4 separate regions of the Homo sapiens genome follow, and regions 2, 3 and 4 are each linked to region 1. A link is a contact called in ENCODE Hi-C or POLR2A ChIA-PET data. All regions are on one chromosome and are shown on one strand. Each heading gives the region's core, a stretch centred on a gene start or an enhancer-like site at or near the end of the contact. The rest is flanking DNA. Distances are from core to core; before and after follow the strand shown. Region 1 holds the start of RALGAPA2 (Ral GTPase activating protein catalytic subunit alpha 2). Region 2 holds the start of KIF16B (kinesin family member 16B). Region 3 holds the start of ABHD12 (abhydrolase domain containing 12, lysophospholipase). Region 4 holds the start of ZNF337 (zinc finger protein 337).

Region 1 (6,608 bases), core at 2,909-5,408:
TATAAATGGGATTTCCCCTGCACAAGCTCTCTTGCCTGCCACCATGTAAGACATGACTTTGCTTCTCATTCACCTTCTGCCATGATTGTGAGGCCTCCCGAGGCATGTGGAACTGTGAGTCAATTAAACCTCCTTCCTTTATAAATTACCCAGTCTCAGGTATGTCTTTATTAGCAGAGTGAGAACAGACTACTACAAATCTCCTTAAAGATGCCCCTATTTTTATGACATTCTTAATTATCTCTTTTGTTCTCTGAAATCCTATAATGGATTCTACCATATACCTGACCATCTAATTACATAACACACCATAAATTTACTATTATTTTGTATCTATTCTTCTCACTACATCAATGCCAGTTCTATATCCTAATTTAGGACTCATAGTAAGCACTCAACTTTTAATTAGAATCTGGCCAGGCATGGTGGCTTATGCCTGTAAGCCCAGCACTTTGGGAGGCTGAAGTGGGAGGATCGTTTGAGTCTGTGAGCTCAAGACCAGCCTGGGCAACATGGCAAAACCCCGTCTTCTACAAAAAATACAAAAATCTGGCCGGACATGGTGGCTCACACCTGTAATCCCAGCTCTTTGGGAGGCCGAGTCGGGCAGATCACCTGAAGCCAGGAGTTCAAGACCAGCCTGGCCAACACGGTGAACCCCTGTCTCTACTAAAAATACAAAAATTAGCCAGGCATGGTGGTACACACCTGTAATCCCAGCCACTCAGGAGGCTGAGGCATGAGAATTGCTTGAGCCCAGGAGGCGGAGGTTGCAGTGAGCCAAGACGGCACCACTGCACTCCAGCGTGGGTAACAGAGTGAGACTCCATCTCAAAAAAAAAAAATACAAAAATGAGCCTAGTGTGGTGGTACATGCCTGTAGCCCCAGCTACTCCAGGGGCTGAGGTGGGAGATTACTCGAGCCAGGGAGGCCAAGGCTGCAGCAGTTGAGGCAAGGTCAAACTACTGTACTCCAACGTGGACAACAGAGCAAAGATCCTGTTAAAAAAAAGACATGGAATCTTTGCTGGAGCAATATGGTAATACACAGGGTTTTTTGGTTTTTGTTTTGTCAACAGTGTAGGAAGAACTGGAAGTCACAGGACCTAACAGCTCTTCGTTCTTCCTCTAACATAAGTAAACCGTCTGCTACATGGCTTGATACGTGTCAAGCCTGCCTGTGCCTCAGCTTACCCCTCTGTAAAATAAAGTTAATCATACCAGACCAGTCTATAGCCAGGTGAAAGTATCTACATCCAAATTGGAGTTATTACCATGATACTAAGAAATACTCTACTTCCACAGCTAATTTTATGTTTCTCACCCAGTTGTTTTAAATACAGACTACTTTTTAGGAAAAGAGAACAAATTCATCACTATTATCAAAAATAAGAAAGACGGAGAAAAATTACCTATCAAAATACTGGTCCTATCCTATTAATGGTGGGAGATATGTAATGGGAAAGAAACTGTTAAAGGCCTACTTCAAGCTGAAGTCATTTATTCATCATACTCACAATAATCCTTTAAAAAGCAAACATTACCATACCCATTTTACAGAGCAAAGAAACCGAGGTTCAGAGACAGGCTACGTAACTAGCTCAAGTCATGAAGCTGCAGGCGGCAGGGACAGGCTGCAAATACCCAAGTAAGTGGCATAATCTTTGCATACTTAAAAAAAAACTTTATTATCACTTGAAGATAAAATATATGAAAAGCAAAAGTGTTATATAAATACACACATAAAAATACAATAGTAATTACTATTCATTTCCTTCAAATAGTTTCCTTAATCTTGGCTTAATTCCTAACTTTCAGTTCAAGAGGCCTTTGTTTTCTAAGTAGACTTTTTTTCGAGTAGCAATGAAATAGAATATGTGATTAGGTAGGAACTAGTGCATTACGTACTACTTTTTAAGTCTTTAATAAATCACAGGAGCAAGTGAAAGTTTACATTAAATATTATGACTAGAATTCCTCAGACACATTTTACAAAAATCTAGTCCCTACAAAGATCACAGTAATAAACAAAGCAAACTGGGCCACTCCACTAGTAAGTATATCAACAAAAAACATACACCTAAGGAAATATAAAAGAACCTCTCCATGTTACAAAACTGAGGTCATGATGAGTTCAGTGAAATGATAAAAGAAAGTTCCCTAAAATAAGACCTACACCTTAGAGTGAAACTACAATTTTACAAACTTGAAAAGAATCAACTTTCTCAGAATGGGAACAATGTACTGTGTGCTAAGAAATAACCTGATCTAGGTTTACTTGATTCTGCCTTTATAAAATGTAGCCAACTTAATCTTGCAGACCTGGACAGAACAAAAATTTAAACGCTAAAGCACAGAAAAAGGCTCAAAGTATCAAACGCTTTAAAACACAGCTCAACTCTCCTTTATCAAAAATGTCCCTGCAGTAGGTGTTAATCAGTCACTACCAGGAACTCCACACAATGCAACCTGTGTATTGTGCAACCTGTGCGTGCATGGTATCTACAGGAAGTAGAAAATTCAGTTTACCAAGAACGCCACACTTCACTCTCCACACTTCACTCTCAAAAGTCTTGAAAACGAATCCCTGTAACAGCAACTAATTTACATTTCATTTCAAACTGAACAAGTCAGTGTAACCTCAAGGTATGTGAGATTGTGAATAACTTCACTTGGCAAAATCAGGTGTGGTTTGGTTTGGCTTGGGTTCTTCTCCCCCTCAGAGGTAGAATATAAATAGAAATAATCAGCAACTTCTGATCTCATGAACAAGATCTTTATTTAAAATCTTCACACGTTAAATCATTTTATGCAATATTCTTTCAAGTGACAGACACATTAGCACTAGGCGATTTTTGTGAATTTTGGGACTAAAAGACACCTGGAAGAAACATAAGGTGTTCTTTCCTTCGCCACCAAATACACAGGTAAGTGTGTCTATAGATAGCAAAGGTGTTTTCATCCCAAAGAAAAGTTAAGACTTAGGATGTAAAAAAATACAGAAAACAAAACATAGCCTAGGCGAACCAGCTACAGATCACATGCAGCAGGTGACAGGAAGCCTTGTGGACACCTCACACCCACAGGGGCGAGCTTCATCACAGGTCAACTCCAAGCCCACCTGAGCTCCTCAGAACCTCCACCTGGCAGGCCATAAACCAGAAGGTGGCAGACAGCATCACTGTCATGCCGGTAATAAAGGAGAAGCAGCCTCCCTGAACCCAAGAAAACCACCCCTCTCTCCAAGCAGGAAGAGAAGGCCCCTTCACACCAAGGACACAAAGAAACTGAAGCAGCCAGACCCAAAATAAAAATTAAATTTAAAAAGCAGCATGGGAAGACAGATGACAAATCTGTGCTGGGATCGCCTGGAATCTCGGTCTATATGGGGGTCTCACACTCAAAAGTAAAAATAAAATTTAAAAGGGGGATGACAGAGATGAGAGCCCAATTAGGTCTGTGCTGGGTTCACTTGGGGTCTCGGTCTACTTAGGGTCTCAGACTCAAAAATAAAATTTTAAAAATGAAAGGGGGAGGTGACAGTTCAATGTGTGCACGTGATGACCACTTGGGATCCAGTTCACTTGCTGGGAGGACAGGGGACAGGTACCTCTGTGCCCGGCCTCCAGGTTCTCCGGGAGCGCAGGCGCCCAGCGAGAATCTGGGCTAAGTTTAACTCGAGGGCGACGGGAGCAGTGCCCGAGGGCCAGGCTGCGGCTTTCTGGAAACAAAGCCCCGGGGGTCCAAGCCCAGATCCAGGGAAGGGGGTCGGACGCCCACCCATCCCCCTCCCCAGCCTCCCAGCCACCGACCCCTGCACAGAGGAGCGCCCTCCCGGCAGGTGCCCCTAACCCGGCGCCCCGACCCCCGCGCCCGGCGCGCGCCTCACCCAGCAGCGCCCGCAGGTGCTTCAGGCGGGTCAGCACGTCCTTCTTCGGGTCCAGCACCTTCTGGGTGGACTTCTTCACATCCCCGTGGCTCCTTCGGGAGAACATCCCGCGGCAGGAAGCCCGGGCCCCGCCGGCGGGGCAGTAGGCGCCTGCGCCACGCGAATCAAAGCATAGGGTCGAGGCCGGCGCGTGTCGCGCGGGCCACTCGCCGCCCCCAGCCCCGCTGCTGCCGCCGCCGCCGCCGCCGCCGCCGCCTCAGCTGTGTCTCCAGGAAGGAGGGGCGGGCCGGTCACGGCGAGGGGCGGGGCAGGAAGGCGGTGTCGACGGGGAACCGAAGGCCCCGCCCCGCGGGAGGTGCCGGCCGGCCCCTTGGGCGCTACGCACGCGCACACAGGCCGAACTCTCCTGGCGGGACACTAGCCCGTCCGCGCCAAAACCTAGCGGGGACGCGCTCAGAGGGCCGAGAAGGCGCCTCGAATCACAAAGGAGCTTCTCTCACGCACACGTTGTACTACAAGTCCCGAGATGCACCGCGAGACAGTCCTCCAATCAGGCTGGCGGTCTTCGGCACGATGGGAGTCAGTGGGCCGGCATTGGGCACGTCGCCCCGCCCTGCCGCGGGCCGCAAGTGCTCCTGGGAAATGAAGTTCTCCAGCAGGCGACGCGCTGCGACCTCTTTTCCAGGGTCGCAGAAGCGCAGGGCGGCCTCTGTCCGTCCCCTGCCCCGGCAGCCTAGATCGCCCGTGGTTTCACTCTCCCTCCTGCGCGCCCACCCCATTTTCCTCTAGTGCAACGTGAACCACACACGCCCAAAAATCTCAGTAAGAAAAGTGTCAAGGCTTTTCAAATGCAAACTATTTTTAGGTTTAGCTTCTGGATTCACACAAGGGAGCGAGTCGAAGCCCCTCTGACCGTGCCGAAATCGCAGCTCTAATTTCACACTAAAATGAGTTGCTTTGGCACTAGGGAAGAGCGTGCCCCGGTGAGGAGTTCAGCCGGCCCCTAGGTTCCTGGAACCCAACCTCACTTGGGGTATGGAGGTCGCTCGCTCAGAGGGCTCCTTGGGATCTTGCCTCTTTGTAGGAAGGGTGCGTTCTCTGTTGTGCAAGCCACATGGCGATCCAGTAGCAGAACCAGAAATAGAACCTGAGGGATCTGACTCAGGCCTGTATACTTTTTAAAGCCAGGCGCTTATTCCCTGGGGCAAGACTTTGAGCTGAAAGATGGTCAGGAGATTTCTTACACTGTAGGATTGTATAGTGGCATCCGAATCCTGCAAGTTTTGACATCCTTTCAGCTTTTTCAGCAAGTACTTAAGGTAGAATCACGTGGTTTCCATCCAAATTGGGACAACACAACTGTCTTTTTCTCCTCTAGCTGAACTGTAACTTGAGGGAAGAGACAAGGATTTACACGCCTTTGTATCCCCATCCCTCAGCACAGTATTTGGCCCATAGGGTCACTCAATAAAAGTTTATTAAATGAAATACAATAAAAAGCTAAAGTAGTCCTACATATTTCAACCAGGCAGGCGAAAAGGAAAAAATAAATAAATAAACTCACAGTTTTAGAGCGTCTCTCTATTTTTAGATTTGTGTAATATTCCTTTGTATAGACACATTCATACAAAGGAATATTACTCAGCAATAAAAAAGAACAGACTACTGATAAACCCAATAACATGGATCACTCTCAGACCCGGAGATGAAAGCCCCATGCTCAAGATGATGGCAGAGCGGCCCTACCAGCCTGAGTCCCCAGATGATAACAGATCAGGACCACAAACTTCTAAAAGTGTAACAAGAGAGCAAAATAATGTCTTATCTTAAGTCAAGGCATTTTGAGAGTCTTCGTTACAGCAATTGAGCTTGTACCTGATTACACATAGTAAACCACAATGTTCACTGTCCAATTCCTTTAGGAGAAGATACTTTTCCTTACACTGATTGAAAAAATAGAATATACTTGTCTTAGGAAACTCCATTTTTTTAATTGCAAAGCAAGCTGCCATCATCATCAAACATTTATTGAGCACCTGCAATGTGTAAGGCATGATTCTAAACCCTGGAGATAAAAGATGTATAAGGTGCATCCTCCTGACCTCCAATGCTTCCAATCCAGTTAAGGAGGCTGAGCGATTAGATACATGTGGGAATAAATGACAGTGTACAGTGAACATGTGATACTATCAAGCTTGGTAATGCCAGAAACAGGCATCTGTGCATATAAATTCATCGCACCCATCATATCTAGCCTTTACCCAGTAATGAAAATGTAGAACTCCAATTCTTCTCTTAAAAAGGAAGAAACATATAGTATTATTATGTTGGTACTTTTTCACCCACTTGCATATTCCATATGGCTCTTCTTATTTTCTGTTGTTCTTTCTAAACTCGTTCCTGCTGGGCTGTGAACTCTTTGAGGGCTTCACTTGCTTTGCACTGAATTCTTTATCCCTGGAGTTATAGAGTGCCGAGTGTTATGCAGACATTAAGTGTTGTTGAATAAATGTCCTACAGTAATCAGCAAATAAGAATAATGAGATCAAAAGTTTAAAACTTGCAATGCAAATTAAAACTACTCTGAAATATCATTTGAATTAGAAAAAACAAGCAAACAAAAAACCTCTACAGAGACAAGGTGTGATAACACACTCTAGTCTGGTGGCAGAGCTATAGAAAACATAGCTGGTAGAAATGTTAGATGCTACAACTCTTA
Region 2 (6,045 bases), core at 1-2,500, 4.1 Mb before region 1:
ATGATTCCCTACTTGCCAAGAGAAGAAACAGATTTAGATGAGTCAAATAAGGTTCTGGAAATCTTTTGATTTTATGGCCTTCGGCTGCCCCAATCAGGCATCAGAACTACCAAACATTAACCTCCACAAGTTGATATGACAAAAGCAAAAAGGCCCTATGGTAAGTCAAATATCCACCAACTTGGTAGAGAAGTCAATAAAATCAAATGGCTCTGTGTGAACCTTGCCTGTCACCTTGGAGGACACATCCCATTTCTACCTCATTCTTTGAAGTCAAACCAATTTAAAAAGTAACTTTTCCAAAGAAACTTTCTAAACGGATTAAAAAGAGGTCATTGAAAAGGGAGCACAGGCTATTTTTCAGTGAATGAAGAGAAGGATTCTGAAAAAGCATTACTTCGTAGAAATATATAACAAGATTAAATTTTGTGTGTAACACTCTTCCTCTCTCTTAATATCAGAGTATTTCAAACACGTGTAAAGCGTCCCTGACTTTTTTCTAGGAGTCAGGACTTTGTCAAAGTTTTCCCATCCACTCTCTAACATGAAGTTAGGAACTGCTAAGTTATCGATTAGACATTCAGGGAATCAAAATCATCTCTAACTGAAAGATTAAAAAGTAGCATGGTTAATTGTTAAGAGAACTTCTGAGTTGGTAGAAATGAGGGGTTCACCTGACAGTTCGTGGTGCCCCCCCTCAGCACTCTCACCTTCCCCCCAACTATTTTACATCTTCATGGTAACGTTCCCTTGATGCTTTTTTAAAGGGGGAACAAGAACATCTCAAGTTAATACGATGGAGAGAGTTAATAGAATCTTCTCCTTTACCACCAGGGTCCTCTCCAGGGCAATGTGAACGGGACAGCAGTGCACGAAGTCCTCCAGGCCCCCAGAGGCCACAGCCTGGGCCCGGTGGGCCAGGGACCAGCCGGTGACACTTTTAAGTCCAGGCTGGCTTTGGGGGAGCTGGAAACAGGCTTCCTCTGGGTGGGGGCGCGACGAGGGGGCGGGGCGCGGGCGGCCCCACTCACCTGCGATTCATGGGCCGGACCCTCACGGCCACCTTGACCGATGCCATCGCTCATCCCGAACCAGCCCGCGCGGGGTCCCACTAGCCCAGAACTCCGCGGTCGCCGGCGACGCTGGCTACTCAGATCGCGGCTCCCGCCCACTTCCCTCTCGCCCCCGCCCCTCTGCTCCCGGCCGGACCTGGAGTTCCGCGGCAGCCCCACCTGCCAGGCCACTGAGCATGCCCAGAACGGCTCCGGCCCGCGTGATCCATGCGCCACGGTTTGGCGGCGGCCGGGCGGTGCAGAGGGGCGGGGCCGCGGGGCCTGGAAGCAGCCTCCGGGATCTGCAAGTCTGGAAAGGCCACGTTGTGGACCTTGGCGCAGAGGTTATGGGGGCGACCCGGAGCGGATGGTTTCAGGAAAACTAGAACCCACCCTCATGGCCTGAACAACTGGAGAGAAGAGGATCGCAGCAATTTAAAGCCAGCGGCAAGGATCACAGTCCTGGGGTCAGGTGACCAAAGCCAGTTTTTCAGCCCTTAACAAGAACCTGGCTTCACCCAGCCAAACATGAGTTAACGTATCCATTTTACACACGAACAAACTGAGGCGCAGAGATGATCACAGCTTGTTGGTGGCAAACTCCGCTAGGGCCTTCTCTGCTACCCTAAGGAGGTCCGACCGTATGTTTTGGACCCCTTAACTCGGGATACCGATAAACGAAAATTAATAGGGTGTTGGATGTTTTAAATGTGTGCGGGAATGTCATTATATTGGCTAGAATCAAACCTTATTTAGACTTGTTTTGCACTTTTGTACACTTTAGTAATTTTTAGTTTTAATCATAAGGGAGTTAAAGGCGAACACAACTGGTATTTTTTTTTTTTTTTTTTTTTTTTTGAGACAGGGTCTCGCTCGGTCACCCAGGCTGGAGTGTAATGCTGCGATCTCGGCTCACTGCAACGTCCGCCTCCCGGGTTCAAGAGATTCTCCTGCCTCAGCCTCCCGAATAGCTGGGCGTGCCACCACGCCCGGCTGATTTTTGTATTTTTAGTAGAGACGGGGTTTCACCATGTTGGCCAGGTTGGTCTCGAACTCCTGACCTCAAATGATCCGCCCGCCTTGGCCTCCCAGAATGCTGGGATTACAGGCGTGAGCCACCGCGCCAGGCCGACAACTGGTATCTTAAGGCTTAGGGCCTCTGGTAGAAGTGAGCTCCACCTCCCTTCCTGTGTAGAAGGTAAATGCATTCATTCATTCAGTGAATCGAGCATGCATGAAATCGTTTGCGCACACCCAGAAGCCCACCTGCGAGCCACAGGAGCAGCCATTCCAGGAAGCCAAGCTATAATGGGAGACGCAAGGAATGGAGGCGGAACTCCTGTTTTTAAGTCCTAGCTCCAACACTAGCCTTGTCAGCCTGTAATTCTGAATTACTGGGCGCCTCTGAGGCTTCTTGTCTCATCTGCAAATCAGGAACAACGGCATAGAGTGGTGAATGCATCAAGTGGGATGATGTCTGCAAGTACGCAACCCGCTTACACAAAGAATTATCTTTCCATAACCTTCCCTGGACCCCTAGGGCCAGCAGGGAATCATAGCCTCCCTTTGTTTCTAGAGCCCGGAAATCACTGGGTTTTCCCTCTGTCTGGAGCAGAGCTGGGTGCGAATTTGACCAACGGGTGGCAGGAACAGCCGGAGCAGGATATTAAGGAGCGGGCGAGCTTGCCAAGCATGCGCAGTAGCGGCGGGTTGGTTTGAGAAGCCGCCAGGGAGCCAGCGCGGCGACCTAGCTGGCTGGGGCAGGGGAGGGGCCCGCCTTATATGGGAGCTGCGTGGGGACAAACTGTTCGGGCCCAACGCGCGGGTCTGAGAGACAGCCACGCCTGCTCCGGGTCACTCCGGCCACCTGGGGGGCGTCGGCGCGCAGACTCTGGCCAGTTCAGTATTCAAACTCTTCAGGAGTGCTAACTTACTCATGACAGCGATTTTCTGTATCGGGGTTTCATTGGTCGGTGGTTTAGAAGGTTTTGCTCATTCATTCGTTAATGTAATTCCAACAACCTACACGTGTTTATAAGCCCCCTTTCCATCCACGACTTTGCTGTCTGACACAAAACGGACCATCGCAGCCCGGCAGACGCTTTAGACAACAAACAGCATGCCTGGAGCTTTTCAATAGGAAGCAGTAAGGCTTGATCATCACAGACGATACGGAACGGGCACTTTCTTAGCAGAAAATATTTCTATTGGGGCGTGAAGGAAGTTTCTGAAAGGGAAGATTATTATAAGATAAGGGGTTTGCTCATCTCAGACTTTAGTGTGCCTGCTTTAAAGTGTTTTGCAAACTTGAATGTTTAAAGGAATCACCTGGCGGTCTTGTGAAACTGCAGCTTCTAATGGGCAAGTCAGAGGGGAAGCCTGAGACATGGCATTTCCAGCACGTTCGGGGAGTGAAGATGCTGTCGGCTGCCACCCTCCCTGCAAGGAGCCAGGGGATAGATGACCTCTACGCAAACTGTGAGAGCTTAAAATAACTGATAGTGAAAAACAGTTACAGAAGCTCTAGGCCGGGCACGGTGGCTAATGCCTGTAATCCCAGCACTTTGGGAGGCCGAGGAGGATGGATTGCCAGAACTCAGGAGTTTGAGACCAGCCTGGGCAACACGGTAAAACCCTGTCTCTACGACAAAATAAAACAAACAAAAATAAAAGCCACGCATGGTGGCGTGTGCTTGTAGTCCCAGCTACTCAGGAGGCTCAGGTGGGACAATCGCTTGAGCATGGAAGGAGGAGGTTGCAGTGAGCCAAGATCGCACCACTGTACTCCAACCTGAGTGACAGAGTGAGACCCAATCTCAAAAAAAAAAAAAAGCAGTAAATCCAGGGCCCAAAAGGTCAGTAAGAATTCAGGGATCCAAATCAGTTATGTACTGATGCATAAAAATAATGGCCAAAAATGTGGAGGCTTAAAACAAAAACCGGTTATTATTTCTCTCAATTCTTTGGGTTGCTGGTGTCACCCGGGCTTTGTGGCTGGGCTCTAGGCTCACCTGGGGTGAGGAAAAGTTGGTGCATTTTGCTTTTTCATCCTCAAAAAGTTTAGACCAGGTTCCAGATTTCTTGCGGCGGCGAGACACCTCGCCAGGAGAGCACCGCACTATGCACAAGCCTTTGCTGGACTTCCATTGACCAAAGGCAGTCACATGGTCACGCCCAGGCAATGTGGGAGGGCCCCGCAAAGGAGGGGTGGGTACTCAAGAGAGCCACTAAATAACAAACCTACCTTAAGATCACATTTATTTCTAACATTTTAATAGTTATAGTTCAGTATAATTGATTTTCCTGGTAATCCCATTTATTTTATTTTATGCATTTTAAAATGTTATTCTGAAAATGTTACTCTCACCAAACAACCAAAAGGGTCCACGGCATAAAAAAGGTTTAAGAATCTATGATTTTAAAATTCAATTGGATGGATAAAAGACATTTTTATTTTTATTGTGTATATATACATATATATGTGTGTATATATATATATATATATATATATATATATATTTTTTTTTTTTTTTTTTTTTTTTTTTTTTTTTGAGACAGAGTTTTGCTCTTGTTGCCCAGGCTGGAGTGCAGTGGCGCGATCTCGGCTCACTGCAACCTCCACCTTCCGGTTTCAAGCGATTCTCCTGCCTCAGCCTCCTGAGTAGCTGGGATTACAGGTGCCCACCACCAAGCCCGGCTAATTTTTGTATTTTTAGTAGAGATGGGGGGTTTCACCATGTTGGACAGGCTGATCTCGAACTCCTGACCTCGTGATCCACCCACCTCTGCCTCCCAAGGTGCTGGGATTACAGGCGTGAGCCACCAAGCCCGGCCGACATTTTTATTTTCTAAGAAGGTTGAATTGTGATGGGAAGGAGAAGAGAAAATTCTGAAATCTGGGTTAAAACCCAAATGGTCTCAAGATGCATATGTGCATGGCGGGACTGTGGGGTGGGGGATGTGGTTGTTTAGTTTGTTTTGATGTAGTTTATTTTGGTCTTCATTTATTATTGAAATTTTTTTCTGATGTTTAGCAATCTCTTTTTTAAAACGTTTTTTCAAATCTTTTTTTAATCTCTATTTTGAAAACTTTTTTAATGGACGAAAACTTTTGAGTGACTTAAGCTCTCTGAGTCTTAGCTTCTTCATTTCCACGCAAAATAGCACTGTAATAGAATGTTCACTCCACCGCAAAATATTTGAATCATCAGGGAATACTGTTATCAGAAGAAAAATACTGTATTTCTCATGAGCTGTGCTTTTTCTTCATCCTAGCCTCTGAGGAATAAAATTGATTTACTTTCTTACAAACATGACTTTTAAAAAATCTTGATGAACATCAGACTGGCACGCTTAAATTGGGACGAAGGATATAACTGACACCTCATAAACCCATCGATTTCCCTATGTGCTAGAAGCACTCACCAGAAGCATTATATCACATGATACACTTAGTGTCTCCTACAGGAGTGCCTTACACCAAGGGACTTAAGTTGAATTTAAGAGCTATGTGGTGAGCCAATGAGAAAAACAAGTGTTTTCCTGGTTTTCAAATAAATGTATAATAAATAGTAGTACCAGAGACAGGAATCACAGATACCAAGTCCAAACCCAGCACCAATTTTTTTTTTTTTTTTTTTTTTTTTGATACAGAGTCTTGTTCTGTCCCCCACGCTGGAGTCCAGTGGCGCTATTTTGGCTCACTGCAACCTCCACCTCCCGGGTTCAAGTGATTCTCCTGCCTCAGCCTCCCAAGCTGCTGAGATTACAGGTGCCTGCCACCACACCTGGCTAATTTTTGTATTTTTAATAGAGACAGGATTTCACCATGTTGGCCAGGCTGGTCTCAAACTCCTGGCCTGAAGTGATTCACCTGCTTTGGCCTCCCAAAGTGCTGGGGTTACAGGTGTGAGCCACTGCGTCTGGCCTACGATTTTCATTTTCTAAGTCACAAAATTTAAAGTATATTTAGAATCTTCTAAAATACTAAACA
Region 3 (6,729 bases), core at 2,758-5,257, 4.7 Mb after region 1:
CCGAGATCGTGCCACTGCACTCCAGCCTGGGCAACAGAGTGAAACCCCGCCTCAAAAAATAAAAATAAAAAATAAATGAATAAATAGAATCTGGCTATACAATAAGAGAGTTTATCCCAGGAATACAATGATGATTCAATAATATAAATCCATTACTATAACTCATTATGTTAACAGATAAAAGAAGAAAATCTCTATGATCATTCCACAGATGTACACTGGCATTTGAGAAAACTCAATCACCATTTTTTATTTTAAAAACATCAGTGAGGGAGCAGGAACAAAAACAAAAAGCTCCCCACAACATTAGCAACACACCCCAGCATGGCACTTAAATGGCAAAAACACTAACAGCATTCTCATTAAAGTCAGGAATGAAACAAGTTACTCAGTGTCATCCCTATTATTTAACTTTGTTCTAGAAATACAATGCAATCAGAAAAGAAAAAGAGGTCAGACATGGTGGCTCACACCTGTAATCCCAACACTTTGGGAGGCCGTGACAGGGAGATCACTTGAAGTCACGAGTTGGAGACCAGTCTGGCCAACATGGTGAAACCCCATCTCTACAAAAAATACAAAAATTAGCCATGTGTGGTGGCACATGCCTGTAATCCCACCTTCTCGGGAGGCTGAGGCAGGAGAATTTAGGCCTGGCACGGTATTTCATACCTAACACTTTGGGAGGCCAGGAAGAAGGATCGCTTGAAGCCAGAAATTCAAGACCAGCCTGGGGGCAACATAGTGAGACTTCATCTCTATTAAAAAAAAAAAAAAAAAATTAACCAGGAGTGGTGGCATACACCCAGCATCGATATGGGAGGATCGCCTGAGCCCAGGAGGTCTGGGCTGCAGTGGGCCATGATCATGCCACTGTGCTCCAGCCTGGGTGACGGAACTTTCTTAAAAAAAAAATTGTTTAAAAATATTCCAGGCCGGGCGCTGTGGCTCACGCCTGTAATCCCAGCAATTTGGGAGGCCGAGGTGGGTGGATCACGAGGTCACGAGTTCGAGACCAGCCTGGCCAACATGGTGAAACCCCGTCTCTACTAAAACTACAAAAGTTAGCCAGGCACGGTGACGGGCGCCTGTAATCCCAGCTACTCAGGAGGCTGGGGCAGGAGAATTGCTTGAACCTGGGAGGTGGAGGTTGCAGTGAGCCGAGATTGCCACTGCACTCCAGCCTGGGCGACAAAGCGAGACTCCTTCTCAAAAAAAAAAAAAAAAAAAAATCCAATCCTTCATCCTACAAAAAAAAAGAGAAGAGGGATGGATGATTCAAAATTGGCTAAACACTGAAAACTTTTAAGTGATGGACACATGAAGAAGGCTCATTAGATTGTCTTCTCTACTTCCACGTATGTCGACAATAAAGAGTTTAAAAAATGTGCGGAAGGATCCAAAGAAGGATCATAAAAGACACAAACGAGCCGGCTCTGTGGCGCAATGGATATCTGTTCTATGGATATTTGTTCATTCAACAAGTATTTTCTGCTACCTACTACGTGCCAGGTACTGGAGATACTTAAGTGGAGAAAACAAAGCTCCTGTTCTCATGGCGCTTCCATTCTGGTTGCGGGGGAGGCACACGAGCAAAAATTACAATCTCGAGTGATAACAAGGTCGACAGGAGTGGGCTGGTCTAAGAAGGCCTCAGTGAGGAGGAGGTGATGGTGGCGCAGAGCCTGAGCGAGGAAGAGAAGAAAGCTCAAGGATGTCTGAGACAGCCAGCTGGGAAGGAAGACAACCTAACAAATTTGGTCTTCTTTCCCTTTGTTTTGCTTTTTACCCCTAACAGCCTTTTGCTTATCCAAAGGATATGGACACCACTGGAATGTCTCTCTTTGTCCTGACACGAAAATAAAAATTAATCGGGTAATTTTAATACAGTACATTCTTCAAGAAGGTGCCAGGTCGCCGCTGTTTCCCCAAACGTTGTGTAAAACAATTTGATTTTTTCTTTTTTTTTTTTTTTTTTGAGACGGAGTTCCGTTCTTGTTGTCCAGGCTGGAGTGCACTGGTGCGATCTCGGTTCGGCGAGATCTTGGCTCACCGCAACCTCCGCCTCCCAGATTCAAGCGATTCTCCCGCCTCAGCCTCCCGAGTAGCTGGGATTACAGGCATATGCGCCACCACGCCCGGCTAATTTTGTATTTTTAGTACAGACGGGGTTTCTCCATGTTGGTCAAGCTGGTCTCGAACTCCTGACCTCTGATAATCTGCCCGCCTCGGTCTCCCAGAGTGCTGGCATTACAGGCGTGAGCCACCGCGCCCGGCAATTTGATTTTTTCGAAGGAAGAATTTTCCAATTTATCTAAGCGTTATGCCATGTCTGTTAATAAAATTGTATTAAAGTTAAATCATGAGTTTTTAATGCAGATAAATCTTTCCATAGCAAAGAGAACAGATTAGTTTCACAAAAGATATTGATCAGATGCTACATAATTTTACACATAAAGACACAAAACTATCAGTCTCCGCCCTTCTGTCAAACCATCGACTTAGAAGTGTCTATAGTTTAATTTCATGATTTTTTTAAGCAATGAAGTTGAAATTCTACTTTTCCTTAGGAGCGATACGCATATTTTACACTCAAGTGGCCAGCGTCAACTAAGGGCATTCCAGATGGTCAAAAAAGAAGTGCCTCTGCTACAACGCCTGAGATCATCATATAGTAACTTCTTCAAACCACCACGAAGTAGCAAGGCTTCAAAGCTGTCAGGAATGCTACGTTCTACAACAGCCAGATAATTAGGAAACCAGCAGATGGGAGGAGAAATCTGTCCCTATGAAACACGTTCCCATCTCAGTTTTGAAAGTGGCTTTATATAAACGCATTCATCTTCTACCCAATAACCCAAAGGTTATTGAACGCCAATAACCAAACGACTCAGGACTGCGAGATGATTCCCAAGGAGGCGAACTTGTGCGGACAGATTTCAAGTACCACGAACCATCACCAGCAGAGCGAAGGGCAGGTTTCCCTCCGACGGCTGCGATGCTCCGAGTCCCTCCTTCCCCTAGCACCCCGCCGCCCACTGAGCCCTTCCCCAAAGGTCCCCGAGTTCTGAGCGACGCACGCCCCCGACCCTAGTTACCGGGGAGAGCCGCCGAGGGCCCAAGGCGCCAGTAAGGCTCCGCGCACGCAGCCCAGCCCGAGGGGCGCCCGCCCGGGCGCTCGGTGTGGGGCCTGATGCAGAGCAGGAGGAGGAGGTCCGAGTGGGCCCCAGCGCTCTCAGGGTCTGGCGCCGGCCCCTCTGCCTCCCGCCTCTGCTGTGCCTGGCGTCCAGGGATCTTCCAAGGACTCCCCACCCCCTACCCTGCTCTCCCACGCGGGGTCATGACTTCGGGCGGCGCCAAGCCCCCAGCGTAAGGGTCCCCCCGGCTTCCCCGGGAAAGGGTCGGGGTGCAAGGCTAGGCCAGGAGTGCCTGGCGAGAGGGCCGGAGCAGGACACAGGGGGTCAGCGGCAGGGCAGGGCGCTCCCGCCGCGGTGCCTGGGGAAGGGAGCGGGGGTGGGGCTGCCGCGGGCCAAATGCGGGACACAGGCGCGGACGGGGGCGGCCGCGGATCGGGCGGACGGCCACTCTGGGAGGGGCTGGGAGGTACCGCGGCCCCCTGCGGGACGCACCTGCGCAAAGTGAGGGACCGGCCCCCCCCCCCCCCCCGCTCCGCGCGAAGCCTCACCTGCCCAGCGCCCGCTTCATTCCCGCGTCGGCTGCGCAGCGCGGCTCAGCCGCCGCCGGGCCCGTCAGGCGTAGGTTCTGCTTCAGGCGGCAGTCGGCGTCCAGCGCCGCGGCGGCCGAGCCGGAGGAGGACGAGCCCGCGGCGGCGCAGCGCTCATGCTCCAAGGCGACGGGCTCGGTCCGCTTCCTCATCCCGCGGCCGACAGGGCCAGCCGCCGACGGCGCCCGCTGGCCTGCGCCGCAGTGCCGCCGCTCACAGCCGCCGCCACCCAGAGCCCGGAGCCCGGAACCCGCCGCTCCTCACATCCCAGCCCAGGCCGCTGCGCCGGCTACGAACCAGCGGCGGGGGCCCGCCAGCCAGGCCGGCCAATCAGCGCCGGGCTCCCGCCGGCTCTGCCCTACCCCCCTCCCCCGGCCCCGCCCCGGCCACCTCCTCTCTAGTTCCAAGGAGCGCGCGCCCAGCATCCCTGGCGCCACCCGCAGCCATTTTGTGGGAGGGTGGGCGAAGCTGCAGCGGCGCGTCATCTGCAGGGCAGGGCTCTGGGCTCCATCCGCAGGCTGCAGCTGTGCTCGCCCGGGCGCTCGGTGTGAGGAGCACCCGCTCCCGGTCGTGCCCGAAAGGGGTGGCCCAGCGAGGCAGAGCCGCAGCGCTGGGCTCCTCGTGCTTCTGTGAACGGAAAACCAGAGGTAGCAAATAGCAGTTCCGTTCTCGTGATTCTTAATTCTTTTTCCACAAGGACATTACCTTTAAAAGTATGCTTTCCGGTCGTCAGTTTTTAATTTGAAGTAAATGTATATACTCAGTGTTTACTTTTGGGCCGAACATCAGGAAATGAACTGCTTGAAAAATTTACTTTTTAAAAACCTGTGTTAGATTTTAGATTTTTATAAAGCAATTAAGACTACCTGATGGGAGGAAAATCCATTTCAAAGATAAATTCGCCCTTATGAAACCCAAATTTAGTACTAATTCAACCCATCCTAGAAAGAGAAAAGGAAAGAATAAAGGGCTGTTTCACAAATTTAGTTTTATAACTTTGGCTTTCTTCAATATGGCATTAGTTTTACAGATGATCTATAACAAAGAGAGATATTTGCTTATTCCAAAGTAACGTTAGAAATTTCAGCATTTGTCACTTTGAAAACTATTGGCAATTGATAAAGGTCAATTGGAAATGCGTTTAGAAATTCAACAGCTTTTTATATTAGTTTTTTCTTTTTTTTTTTTTTTTTTTTTGAGACGGAGTCTCGCTCTCGCCCAGGCTGGAGTGCAGTGGCGCGATCTCGGCTCACTGCAAACTCCGCCTCCCAGGTTCACGCCAGTCTCCTGCCTCAGCCTCCCAAGTAGCTGGGACTACAGGCGCCGGCTACCATGCCCGGCTAATTTTTTTGTATTTTTAGTAGAGACAGGGTTTCACTGTGTAGCCAGGATGGTCTCGATCTCTCGATCCCGTGATCCGCCCGCCTCGGCCTCCCAAAGTGCTGGGATTACAGGCATGAGCCACCGCGCCCGGCTGCTTTTTAAATTAGTTTTGTAATGATACTTTGAAATTGCAAAATAATTTATTGACCATATTACTAAGTGTTACAGCCTGCATTCATAATTGTGTCAATATCTCCAGATATACTTTTTAAAAACATTATGGGCCGAGCTCAGTGGCTCATGCCTGTAATCTCAGCACTTTGGGAGGCGGAGGTGGGTGGATCATTTAAGCACAGGAGATGGAGGCCAGATCAGCCTGGCCAGCATGGTGAAACTCCGTCTCTACTAAAAATACAAAAATTAGCCGGGTGTGGTGGCACAAGCCTGGGTGACAGAGCAAGACTCTGTTTAAAAAAAAAAAAAAAAAAAAGGCTGGGCGAGGTGTCTCACGCCTGTGAGCCCAGCACTTTGGGAGGCCGAGGCGGGCGGATCACGAGGTCAGGAGATTGAGGCTATCCTGGCCAATGTAGTGAAACCCCGTCTCTACTAAAAACACAAAAATTAGCCAGGTATGGTGGCACAACCCTATAATCCCAGCTAATTGGGAGGCTGAGGCAGGAGAATCGCTTGAACTTGGGAGGCGGAGGTTGCAGTGAGCTGAGATCACACCATTGCACCCCAGTCTTGGGGACAAAAGCAAACTTCTGTCTCAAAAAAAAAAAAAAAAATTAGCTGGGCATGGTGGCGCGTGCCTGTATTCCCAGCTACTTGGGAAGCTGAGGCAGGAGAATCGCTTGAACCAGGGAGTCGGAGGTTGTGGTGAGCCGAAATTGTGCCACTGCACTCCAGCCTGGCGACAGAGGGAGACTCCTCTCAAAAACAAACAAACAAAAAAATTAGCTGGGTGTGGTGGCGCACGCCTGTAATCCCATCTACTTGGGAGGCTGAGGCAGGAGAATTGCTTGAACCCGGGATGCTGGGATTCGGAGGTTGCAGTGAGCCGAGATTGCACCACTGCACTCTAGCCTGGGTGACAGAGCAGGACTCCATCTCAAAATAAACAAACAAACATACTATGGAATGTAAATTATAAATTCTTTATAGTGATGTAGTAACACATCCTGGAGAGATTGGAAATCTAGGAAATAACTAAAACGTAAAAAAAAAAAAAGAGGTTTTGACTCTATCGCTCACTTCAATTAAAAAAACAACAACAACAAAAAAAAAACAGCCAGGCGCGGTGGCTCATGCCTGTAATCCCAGCACATTGGGAGGCCGAGGCGGGCGGATCACAAGGTCAGGAGATCATGACCATCCTGGCTAACACGGTTTCACACCCCGTCTCTCTAATAACAATATAAAAAATTAGCCGGGCATGGTGGCGGGCGCCTGTAGTCCCAGCTACTTGGGAGGCTGAAGCAGGAGAATGGCGTGAACCCGGGAGGCGGAGCTTGCAGTGAGCGGAGATCGCACCACTGCACTCCATCCTGGGCGACAGAGTGAGACTCCGACTCAAAAAAACCAAACAAACAAACCAAAAAAAAAAAAAAAAAAAAACAAGGAAGGAAGAGCTGGAGAGGAAAAATCTGTACCGTGTATTGAATCTTTCTTACAGGCACGAG
Region 4 (6,103 bases), core at 3,129-5,628, 5.0 Mb after region 1:
TGAAATAAGAAGAGCAAAGTGTTAAGGTGCAACAAGGGAACAGAGAGATCTGTTATATATTCTCTCTACTTTAGTTCCTACTTCAATATTTTTCATAGTAAATTTGAAAAAAATTGAATATCCCTTCCAAGATAATTTGGAGAGGAAAAATAGAGAAAACTTTCATTTCCAGGGTGTGAATGGAGAACACTGCAAACTGTTTGGTCTCACTCCTGCCATCTGTTGCCATCTGTGGGAGTTAATATCCTGTAGGAACAGAAACTGAGAGCCGTAAGAAAGTGGTTTAAATTAGTTACCAATAAATTAGATATGAATATGAGGCAAACTTGAAACATTTAGCTCCTCCACGTATATTTCATTAAAATTCTCCTAAGATAAAAAAACAGCTCCTACATTTTTGGGAGATGAAAAATGTTCATATGTTGATTTGATGATCAAGACTTCACTATATACATTTCTCAAAACTCATCAACTAGAACTTAAAATGGGAGATAATTTTATTGTCTCAATTATACCTCAATGAAGCTAATTCTTAACAGAAACCCCCAAAATCCCAGCTTGCTCCACAACCCAGTCCACTTGATCCCAGATATGTTACATAAAGTAAAAATTATTATTTTTTGAGACAGAGTCTCACTGTCCCCCAGGCTGTAGTGCAGTGGCATGTTCTCTGCTCACTGCAACCTCCATCTCCTGGATTCAAGCGATTATCTTGCTTCAGGCTCCAGAGTAGTTGGGATTACAGGCGTGAGCCACCATGCCTGGCTAATTTCTGTATTTTTAGTAGAGATGAGGTTTCACCATGTTGGCCAGGCTGGTCTCGAACTCCTGGCCTCAGGTAATCTGCCCGCCTTGGCCTCCCAAAGTGCTGGGATTACAGGTATGGGCCACCACGCCAAGCCGTAAAAATTATTTCAACTGATTAACACGCCACTTCTTAGTCTGTGAAATGGGGATTCCAATTCCTAACTTCCACATTGGTTGAAGAGATGAATAGGGCAATGACTATAAAGCCCTGTCCCTGGGACAGGACAATGGCTCAGCACATGCTGACTGAATAATTTTTTACAAGACCTGGTCTGCACCACGAATGCAGCAGCCTGAATAAAGCACTGAGAGAAGAAATGTAGGGACAATGATGGAAGTGTCCTGAATGAGGGCATCAGATCTGGGGAACGTTCCCCATGAGAACCGGCTGAGAGGTTCTGAGCCTCAGATGGGACAGTGTAGGGCACAAGATGTCAGACATTAGCAAAGGAAACCCACCATGGTTTAGGGCAGAGAAGGCACTGCAGGAAGGCAATACATAAGAAGTCCCCACCTGGGGTTGGGCTGTCCTCCCTTACCCTGCAGACAGTCCTCTCACGGGTAACGTGGGAGTGGAGGAAGAGGAGCTGGGGACTAAAATGGCTCTAAAATGAGCTCTGCGATCCTCAAAGGTGGCCTTGGAAATTCCCAGTCCCAGGGTAGAGCCTCTTCTTGTTAAAAAAAAAGGACCCAAAGTCTTCCAGAGAAGAAAACTTTACGCAGGTTCCTGGGAACAGATCCTGAGTGTGGGCATCGCAACAGACCCTGTCCTGACATGATGCTAACACTAAACACAGCATATCCTGTCGGTGCTTCCAGAATAAGGAAGTGTTGATATTCATTATAATATTTAACACTTTTTTAGAATTTAATATATGCCAGGGACGGTTCCAGGCGTGGCACAAATTTTTCTGCATTCAATCTTCACAACTGTCCTATGAAGTGACTATTACCCACCAATTTCAGATGAGGAAACAGGCACAAAACATTTAAATGCCTTTCTCAAAGCAACACAGCCAAGAAAGTGATAGAGCTTGGGTTTCAACTCTCACTGTAAAGGACTATGTCTTAACCAGTAGGCATGGCTATGACATTCCTCAATGAATCTGCACAGATTAGGAGGGGATCTGGGTCAAGCTAGATTAGCTTGCAAGGTCATGAGGTATATCTTGACTGATGGGTCTCTCTACTTGGGGGTTCTGCTGACAATTTTTCCATAATGAAATGATTAAAATCAGTTATTTGGATGGTCAGTCCACAGCCCCAGAGACATTTAAAAAAACTGCTGGGCCCAATGGTTGCTGTTACTCCCACTCCAATAACCGAGGAAGCCCTACCAACCTGGTGAGGACTAAATTCACCTTTTTTCCCTTGCCCAAATGCCTATGTATGAGGCTTGGGGAATCCTGCCCGAGAAACCATAAAATCTCATCAGATGAGTTTTATTACTCTTATATAATGAGGCTCACTTTCCAACCTGACTCTGGTACAGCATCACATGACAGCAGATGCTGAAGGAAATTATTTTACCCCAAAATATACTTCTTTGACATGTTTTGAAGTGGCTGCCACAGGGGCAACAGATTGAAATGGATAGCCCCGCAAAGCTATCTTTAGTGGGAAAATTTGCATCTGCAGCGAATCTCCATTAATGTAGCCAGACCTCCTTTGTTCTAAGCCTTTCTTAGGTCTGGAAGAGACAGCCAGCCTGACGCGCGGTGGCTCACGCCTGTAATCCCAGCACTTTGGGAGGTAGAGGTGGGTGGATCACCTGAGGTCAGGAAGTCAAGACCAGCCTCAGCAACATGGTGAAACCCCATCTCTACTAAAAATACAAAAATTAGCCAGGCGTGGTGGCGGGCGCCTGTAGTCCCAGCTACTCAGGAGGCTGAGGCAGGAGAACTGCTCAAACCTGGGAGGTGGAGGTTGCAGTGAGCTGAGATCACGCCACTGCACTCTAGCCTGGGCGACAGAGCAAGACTCTCTCTAAAAACAAAAACAAAAACACAAAAACCCAAAAAACTGAAAACAGACATTTACCATCTATTCTGAGAGTTGCCAACTAAGAGGCTTCATCTACATAATAAGAACTTTGATCTACGCAATCCCCTTAACTCTGGCATGCTTCTGATTCCAGTCTTCAGGCAGTAGCTTAAGTCTCTCAACCAACTGTCCACTAAAGAATCCCTAAGTGCCCCCATGAGGTGTAAACCCTTTGGAGATATACCAGCTTTTTGGGAGGAACCCGTGTATATCTTTCTCTTATTGATTTATGATTTTCTTTTTGGAGGCAGGATCTCGCTGTGTTACCCAGGCTAGCGTGCAGTGCAGCCAACATAGCTGGTTACAGCCTCCACCTCCTGGACTCAACTGACTGGGCCTCCCAAGTAGCTGAGGCCACAGGCATGGGACACCACGCCCCGCTAATTTTTTTATTTTTCTAATTTCATGTAGAGACAGGGTCTTGCTGTGCTGCCCAGGCTGCTCTGGAACTCCTGGCCTCCCAAAGTGCTGGGACTACAGGCATGAGCCACACTGCTCAGCCTGATTTATGACTTTACCTGAAATTCCTGTCTCCCTGAATTGTATAAAATTAACCTGCAAGCCTGACCATCTCGGGCACTTTCACAGGACCTCTTGAGGCTGAATAACCTGGGCCACAGTCACTCATACTGACTAGGAATAAACCTTTTTAAATATATTTTGGCAGAACCCGGATTTTGCCGTCATTAGCAAGGCCCCAGGGAAGAGGCCACCTGGGTCCCCACAGCCACCTCACCTCCCGCGGACGCTGCCCCACGCAGATCCCCCCCCCCCCCCACCAAAACACGTCTAGACGTGCCCGTGCGAGGACATTTGGTCCCGGCCTACACTCCTATCCGCGGAAGATCGTCCCAAGGCGGGGTGCTCCCAACCCAAAGCAGCGGCCCTTCCCCAAAACACGCGGGCGAAGTCCTCCCCTGTCCCGCCTCCCACAATAAAGTCTGGAGCATCAGAGTCGGAGGGAACCCGAGTCGGACCTAGCCCATCCGTCTCATGGCTGTAACCCCCACCCCACCAGTGGACCCTGGCTGTGGCCGAGTCCCCCTCCACCTCCGGCCAAAAGACCCCCGTGGCAGCTCGCTAGGCCGCTGGCCCGTCCCCACCCGAGGAGCGGCGACCCTGGCACAAGAGGACCTGGGTTGCTCGGCGCCCCTGTGAAATCCGGGCTGTTCACCGCCCGAGCCGCCACTACACGCAACCGGGAACGGAGACTGAGTGGCGGCCCAGACCCGGGGCGCTCGGCAAGCCGCAGCCCCACCGCCCACTTCAAGGCGCGGCCTGGGTCTCCGCCCCTCCCCAGAACGCGGAGACGCCGGGCCTGGAGGAGCGCGCGCTACGGCCCCAGCAGCGCCCTCACGTCCCAGGCCTTCCCGGCCCTTCTTCCTGCGCCGGAAGGGCGCGCTGCAGAGAGGGACCCGCAGGAGCGCAGCTCACCGGGGCGGCTGAGGGCGAACCGAGGCGGTGAGGTCACCGATGGTGGACCACGCATCTCACGGCTCGCTGACGCCCAGGGATCTGGAACGCTCTGCGCCGCCCGGGACTACACTACCCAGAATCCTCAGCGCGGCCGGGACTACGCTACCCAGCATCCTCGGCGCGGCCCGGAGGCTATGCGACCCTGCGCGTCGCATCCCCTCGGTGGACTACACTCCCCAGAGTCCTCGGGAGTCGTCCAGGTACACGCCCCAGAATATTGGTCATAGCGGTCCACCCGGGACTGCGCGACCCGGAATCCTTGGAAGGACTTCTCGGAAGGACTCCTCTCTGACAGGTGGGGCGAGCCTATGGTCGTTTGGACGTGGAGGGATCCTTTCAGAACCGGCGATTTCTTTTATTTAGGTAGCCCTATACATACATTAAGCATATTTTCCCATTTCTATGATATAGGTAAATAATTTTCCCACTGTCTTTTGATTATGGGTATGTCTTTTTTTTTTCTTTTGTTTCTTTTTTTTGCTATGTAGTACTTTTGATCTCTGATTTTCCTACGGATTTTGTGGTTTTATCATTCACATTTAGATCTCTCAATGGTTTAATTTTTCTCCAGGTACACACTGTAAATATACAATTATTTTTAAAATTTTCTAATATTTTATTAATTTCCCATTAAATTTATTAAAAATATAGTCTTTTACCAAATAATTTAAGGTTTCAGCTACATAATTCAGTATACTCAATTTACATTTGCATTTCAATTTCTAATTGTTCCCCCATTTATCTAATTATGCATCAATGCCAGAATTCTTTCATTATGTAGGGTGTATAATATGCTGATATCTTTTGTGGCTTGCCAAACCACGTAGACTTTATATTTCAGGCCTTTACTAGGTATACTTGCTGTTTGCTTTTTCTCTTTTGGTTTTTAAATTTTTAATTATTCTGGATAAATATTAGTTGTACATATTTATAGGGTACATGTTATGTTTTGATACAGGCATACAGTGTTTAATGGTCAAATGAGGGTGATTGGGGTATCCATCCCCTCAAGCATTTAGCATTTCTTTGTTTTAGGAAGTTTCCAATTCTCTCTTATTTTTAAATATATAGTAAAATTGTTCTTAACTATAGTCACTGTATAGTGCTACCAACTACTAGATCTTATTCATTCTAACTGTATTTTTGTATCGATTAACAAGTCCCTCTTTATCTCCTCTACCCACCATCCTTCCCAGCCTCTGTTAACTATCTCATTCTACTCTCCATCTCCATGAGTTCACGTTTTTAGCCCCACAAATGAGTGAGCACATGTGATATTTGTCATGCTGTGCCTCATTTCGCTTAACATAATGTCCTCCATTTTCATACATGCTATTGAAAATGACAGAATTTCATTCTTTTAATGACTGGCTAATATCCCATTGTGTTAATGTACCACACTTTCCTTATCCATTCATCTGTTGATAGACACTTTGATTCTATATCTTTACTATTTTGGATAGTGCTGTAGTAAACATGAGAGTGCAGATATATCCTTGAAATACTGATTTCCTTTCTTTTGGATATATACTCAGCAGTGGGATTGCGGGATCATGTATATATTTATTAATTCTTTTGAGGAACCTCCATACTGCTCTCCATAGTGGTTGTACTAATTTACATTCCTAACAACAGTGTATGAGGGTGTATCCACACCCTCACCAGTATTCACTATTGCCTGTCTCTTGAATAAAAGCTATCTTGACTGGGGTGACATTATATCTCATTGCGGTTTTGATTTACATTTCTCTGATGATTAGTGGCATTGAGCATTTTT

The links. Hi-C counts contacts between places; a loop is a spot of excess contacts on that map. ChIA-PET counts read pairs that join two places held with the same protein, here RNA polymerase II (POLR2A). Pooled maps may share reads with other maps.
Region 2: a map of naive thymus-derived CD4-positive, alpha-beta T cell shows a loop between it and region 1 (15-fold over the local background). The contact joins the promoter of KIF16B here to the promoter of RALGAPA2 in region 1. A Hi-C loop is called at or near these places in 1 of 168 maps with a recorded cell type or tissue (naive thymus-derived CD4-positive, alpha-beta T cell) and 14 of 50 pooled maps. POLR2A ChIA-PET finds 5 or more read pairs at or near these places in 1 of 52 experiments (CD4-positive, alpha-beta T cell).
Region 3: a loop to region 1 is called in a map of B cell, with 30 times the contacts of the local background. The contact joins the promoter of ABHD12 here to the promoter of RALGAPA2 in region 1. A Hi-C loop is called at or near these places in 3 of 168 maps with a recorded cell type or tissue (B cell, CD4-positive, alpha-beta T cell and CD4-positive, alpha-beta memory T cell) and 10 of 50 pooled maps.
Region 4: a loop to region 1 is called in a map of CD8-positive, alpha-beta T cell, with 25 times the contacts of the local background. The contact joins the promoter of ZNF337 here to the promoter of RALGAPA2 in region 1. A Hi-C loop is called at or near these places in 1 of 168 maps with a recorded cell type or tissue (CD8-positive, alpha-beta T cell), 2 of 37 single-sample maps with no recorded cell type and 10 of 50 pooled maps.

The regions. Positions count from the first base shown.
Region 1 is chr20:20,708,486-20,715,093 of GRCh38, forward strand. It overlaps RALGAPA2 (Ral GTPase activating protein catalytic subunit alpha 2), which reads right to left and starts at 4,159. Exons shown (of 40, transcript NM_020343.4): 1 at 3,890-4,159. The coding sequence starts at 3,995. RefSeq lists a silencer at 4,050-4,309 and enhancers at 4,301-4,595, 4,420-4,619.
Region 2 is chr20:16,572,198-16,578,242 of GRCh38, forward strand. KIF16B (kinesin family member 16B) reads right to left here and starts at 1,251. Exons shown (of 26, transcript NM_024704.5): 1 at 1,032-1,251. The coding sequence starts at 1,078. LOC124904875 (a long non-coding RNA gene) reads left to right here and starts at 3,106. Exons shown (of 2, transcript XR_007067539.1): 1 at 3,106-3,530. RefSeq lists an enhancer at 1,008-1,529 and silencers at 1,142-1,371, 1,158-1,287.
Region 3 is chr20:25,386,828-25,393,556 of GRCh38, forward strand. It overlaps ABHD12 (abhydrolase domain containing 12, lysophospholipase), which reads right to left and starts at 4,008. Exons shown (of 13, transcript NM_001042472.3): 1 at 3,686-4,008. The coding sequence starts at 3,876. RefSeq lists silencers at 3,098-3,257, 3,428-3,587, 3,628-3,677, 3,718-4,137.
Region 4 is chr20:25,692,475-25,698,577 of GRCh38, forward strand. ZNF337 (zinc finger protein 337) reads right to left here and starts at 4,379. Exons shown (of 5, transcript NM_015655.4): 1 at 4,285-4,379. LOC107985400 (a long non-coding RNA gene) reads left to right here and starts at 4,567. Exons shown (of 2, transcript XR_007067557.1): 1 at 4,567-4,689. RefSeq lists an enhancer at 3,783-3,892.